Linked DNA regions of Mus musculus: region 1 is linked to region 2. The links are chromatin loops, found by intact Hi-C in ENCODE. Cell type or tissue: heart. All regions are shown on one strand.

What was found. Peaks named below come from ENCODE experiments on the same cell type or tissue, not always from the same donor. Only the 100,000 strongest peaks of a DNase experiment are listed, where the experiment ranks them.
Region 1: a loop joins it to region 2, with 2.2 times the contacts of the local background. A loop is called at or near these places in 1 of 42 quality-filtered maps.

Annotation. Positions count from the first base shown.
Region 1 is chr11:51,581,956-51,584,455 of GRCm38, reverse strand. Col23a1 (collagen, type XXIII, alpha 1) reads right to left here. Exons shown (of 29, transcript NM_153393.2): 29 at 531-2,500. Among named protein-coding and RNA genes, the nearest start is that of Phykpl, 1.6 kb to the left of the region's middle. In heart, a CTCF peak has its summit at 1,522 (motif pointing right); DNase peaks (open chromatin) are centred at 225 and 1,515; H3K4me3 peaks cover 542 bases; H3K27ac peaks cover 1,494 bases.
Region 2 is chr11:52,230,762-52,233,261 of GRCm38, reverse strand. Skp1 (S-phase kinase-associated protein 1) reads right to left here and starts at 1,267. Exons shown (of 6, transcript NM_011543.4): 1 at 1,144-1,267. In heart, no CTCF peak of the experiment used is centred here; a DNase peak (open chromatin) is centred at 1,381; H3K4me3 peaks cover 2,500 bases; H3K27ac peaks cover 2,404 bases.

The DNA of each region.
Region 1 (2,500 bases), 650 kb after region 2:
AAAGGCCTTCCTGGCATGGCGCTGTAGAGTTCGGTGCCACTGCTGGGGCAGACCACGGAGATCTCTAGAAATTCTTGCTAGGATTAGACAGGATAAACTTGACATGTCGCTACAGGAAGAGAATTTTGCAGTGGGCAGATAGGAAGAGGTTTGGAAAACTTCTGAGTCCTACCTTATGTACTGTGCAGGAAACAGGCCCAGAAAAGAACGGCTTTGCTCCGAGGCACACAATAGGCCCGCTGCAGAGGCCGGACTAAAACAAGGTCTCCTGAACTCTTACCTAGCACACTGAGTGACAAGAGACCTCTGTGGTCCCGGAGGTGGGAGAGAAGGGATACTCCCTTATGGGTTGAGCGCTGGAGCTGACTGTCTTGATGAACCCTGGAACAAAGGCCTGAGAAGGCCCCTCAGCAGACTGGGGCAGTCTTGTTCACATGCCAGCCCGCTGCCCCATTCTCCAGTAGCTTATTTCTTTTCTTCCCTAGAAAACTGCAAAATGCTTACAGCACTTATTAAAGAACAGCTTTGTATTCTTGTGGTTTTTGTTTGTTTTTATTGTGGTAAAATATACATAAAAAAACAAGCAATTTTGAAGGGTACATACAATTCAGTGGCATTAGTACATTCTCAATGTTGCATCTTGTCACCAAAACCCAGTCACAGAGCCCTTCCATCTTCCCCAACTGAGCGGTATTTCATGTTTTTAACCATAAACCTACCTAAAAGTCCATCTTCCTGCTCAGAAAAGGCCTATCCTTCCTGTCCTTGGTCCCATCCTCTCTCCATTTTCTGGCATCTGTCCTTTCAAGGCAACCCTGGAGGCCAAGAAGGCACAGGCTGAAAGGAGGAAGGGACTGAACAAGACTTGGATGTAGTGGGGGGCATGGTGGTGCAAGCCTGTAATCCCAGCACTTGGGAAGCTGAGGCAGAGCTGCAACTTTGGGACCAGCCTAAGTTATGTATTGAGACCCTGTCTCAACCAACAAGCAATCATTCCCCTGCCCAACCCTTGAATCCAGAGCAGGGTTTCCTCAGCTGGCATTCACAGTGAGCAGCTTCACTACTGGGCGTGTCCAGTGTCCTGGATTTCAGGTGTATGCTAACCTCGACTGTCTTCTGAATGCCAGGAGTGTCCCCCAATCCTGTGACAACTCAAAGCTTTAAGGACAGGGAATCTAGTAAGGTCGCTTCTCTCAAGCCTCAGAGCCATCTGTCCATGGGGACAGTCATCTCGTTGGTTTCTTTAGCGGCATGGAACACAGGATAGTCAAGGACTCAATAAACAGATACCTCCCTTCCAGAATTATTTGACTTACAAATAATTACAAAGAGAACTGGCCTTCTTGGTAGGGAGAACCAAGGCCTCCTCTCAGTCCTTGAGCCTCATTGTTGAGGCAGGGCACTCCCCAGCGTCTCACTTGGGACCTTGAACAACTCATTCTCTCTGTCCTCACTTCAGGCTGGCACAGGACACTCCATGGCTCTGCATGTCCATTTGCAAGGATACAAGGTATGAGTCCACACGGGGGCAGTAATGGGCCAAGAATGGCCCAGGGCAGCCTGAGGTGAAAGGGAGAGTTTGGGGCGTCAGCCTCTAGAAAGCTCTGCGTGCTGTCCACCCATCGTCAGGGGTCTGCCTAGCAGATTCCATATGTTGCCAAACAACCCTGAAGAAAAATTAGGGGACCTCCGAGAGCACGGGTTCAGTCCCAAGCCTGTCACTCTCGCCTGTCTGTGTATCTCTAAGCAGATAACTATGCACTGTGAGCCTCAGATTTCCTATATGTAAAATGGACACAGTGACACCTACCCCTGCAGCCCTAACGATGTTGTTCTTAGGATGAAGGAGGAGTGCTTTGTTGACTGTAGGCTGTGGTGGGCTTGGGAGGCTATGTCACATCTCCAAAGCAGGCATTGTTACCAGTGAGCCACCTTAGTCATCTTGGTCCACTACATCTGTTTTCTTTTTCTTTTTCTTTTATCTGGTTTCCTAGTTGACCCAGTGTGGCAGAGAACATGGTCTGCTGCTTTTTGCCAGCTCCTCAGGGGGACAGAGGTAGGGACTTGACATCAGCTGTGTGTGGCTGGGCCTCTGCTTAGCAAGGAATGCATGTGTACAGTCTGGGGAGTGTGGCCCTCCTTGGATCTCTGCCCTTGGAGGAAGGGGACAGAGACACTGTCATTGACGCTCCTGTCTTTTCTACACACAGGGAAAGAGCTTGGTTTTGTCATCTATGAAAATGGGCACATTTGTTGGGCATCTTTCTTCAGTTTGCTGTAAGGACAAGTTAGGGGGAGACATGGGCCCACTCTGCAGGACCGTGATTACTATTTGGTCTTGGAGCAGATAGAGCGAGGACAGCCAGCCACAGGTACAGTGAGGTGTCTGATCTGTCCTAGGCTCTCTGTGTATATTCCACAGAGCTGAATCTTACTGAACCACACCTGAATTTTGAGCATTACTGTCTCATGCTACAGATGAGTGGTGTTATTTAAGATG
Region 2 (2,500 bases):
ATTTTAAAAGACCACCCCGTATTTCCTTGAAATAATTCACAATAAATAAAGATGTGCTTAGTCATAGTCAAATTTAGGTATTAGGTTACTTGCAAGGGAGCCAGGATCTTATTAAATGACAGGGAGGCAATCGGTTAATCTGTAATTCAACGCACTCTGTAATCCTAGACTTCACTTTTGTTGTTGTGTTGGAATTAAGTGCAAAATTTTTAAGTAATAATGTATGAGGTTTCGATTTGATATGCTTTCAAAAAACCCTTCTTCAGTTCTCTAAGCTCCTAGACTTGGAAATTAATCATCCAAGTCTAGCATGAGAATTCTAGTATACCAGACTTTAAAAACAAACCTGTTTTAAGTGACTCGAAATTCTGACACTTGTTACTACACTGCAGGACGGAAGAGACTGCATTGTTCTATGCCACAATACAGTCTACTGTAACATTCTGCTGAAAAACTGAGTCTCCAAACCTGAGGACTCCGTGAAAAAGTGAACCAGAAGGCAGGTTTTAGCACTATCCCTTAAAAAACCCAAACACCTCAGGTTTTAGCGTCAAATGCCACACACCTCAGACGACAGTGTCTATTACAGTAACAAGTTCAGAGACTGCAGAACGTGACAAAACGCAAAGAAACATTGGGAGTCTGTTACCTGCATATTCGGTGGTTAAAAAGGTGAGACCAATAAGGAGCTAATTGACGCCAGATACAGGAGAAAAGGGAGGGAGCCAAGAATCAAATGGCAACGACAGCCACCACCTGGAACGGCCCAGGACCCCTACTCAAAGCCTCGCTGCCCACCCGGCCTGGAGCGCGGAGCAGCAAGCCTGTCGCTAAGGCAGGCCCGGTACGAAGCCTGGGCCTTCCAGTCGCGTTTGGGGCCGACTGACGTCGCCTGCAAAGCGGCAGGCCTGCCACAGGGCTCGACTCTCTTCCCTGAGCGAGCGCCGAAAGGATGGGAGACCCTTGAAGGCCTGACTCGGCCTCCTCGTGCCTCCCGCGGTCCGGGGGTCTGCAACGGGCCGCACGGCGCCTCAGGATACGAGGCCAGGTCGCCTCGCCGCCTCGTGCACTCCACAGCCAACGCGAGGCTCCCACCCAGCCCCTCCCTCGAGGAACGTGTCCGGCTCGCGGGTTGCTACTCACGGTGCTCCGTCTCAAGACCGCAGGCCCGAGGCTGCCGGACAGAGTTCACAACCACAACGAAGTATCGAGAACAAGGCCACTCGAGCGGCGCCGCGCGGCGTCGCCTTTTATAGCAGCGGGACGCAGGCGCCGAGGACCCCGAGCCCGTGACGTCACACAGCCGGCCGGGCTGGCCGTTGAGATCGCCTGACGGCAGTCGAAACACAGGCGGCAGACCCTGAGCGCCGCAGAGGTCTCCTGGAGAGGTGCTGAGCGGCGGCGGGTGGAGGGGTGGCTGGGCAAGAGAGGGACGTCCTCCTTACTCCGCTGGCCTAAACAGCGCCATGCTCTCCTTCAAAGCGGACTCCGGCACCGGCTGGGAAACCATCTCGACCCGAAGGGTCTTTCAGGCATGGGCTGTCTTAAACGGCTTGAAAGACCCCAGTCCTGGAAAAGCCTGGAAACAACAAACCGCAAAACCGGTTGTGGGTGTGTGTTTTCCTTAAAGGAGTCGCCTCAGCCTGACCACCGTTACTCTCCTAATAACCTAAGGAAATAGAATTGAGTTTGCTGACCAGGGGTTCAGGAGTTGAACCTTCTCTACTGATACTGAATTAAATATATATATATATATACATGTATGCCATGTTGAGACAAAGGTGTTTCTTTAACCTAGGCGGCTTAGAATTCTTAAATACTCCTGACATGGTACACCTGCTTATTTGATTTTTAAAGTTTTATTTTCTTTGCATTTTAAGACGGGACCCTGTTTGGCACAGAGTAGCTGTAAATTCAGTATGTTGACCAGGTTGGTCTAAAATTCATGATCTCCTTCCACCTGCGCTGGGGTCACAGGCATTTTCACCACATATATACTTGCCTGAAACTCTTGTTGTTTTGTTTTGAGACAGGGTCTTACTATATAAGGCTTGGAGCTCGCTATTTAAACTCAGATCTGTCTGCCTCCCAATAGCCAGCTTGGAGATTCGAGGCTAGGACCACCCTGTTGGCTAATCTTCACCTTTATTTCCTACCTTTGAACTTTGAAGAGGCTTCCAGGCCCCCAAATAGCCATTGTTGGAGTGAAGCGCCAAGCCTGGAGAGAGTCAATGTGAATGTAGCATGGAGGTTACATTCTTTGGGTAACCATGCTCTAGGCCAATCTGTGAGGCCAGTGCTGGGGATCCATCCAGCAATGAACGGGGACAGTCAGGCTCAACCTGAACAGGCTATGCTGTACAGGCGGCTCAAAGAAGGCTGTGATAAGGTCGCTAGAATGAAACAGCTTTGAAGTAAAGGGAGAGGCCTGAAAGCACCCATCTGGCCTCAGCCCAGCCAGGAAGAGGGCAATTGCCTGCCCTGCCCTGCCCTGCCCTGC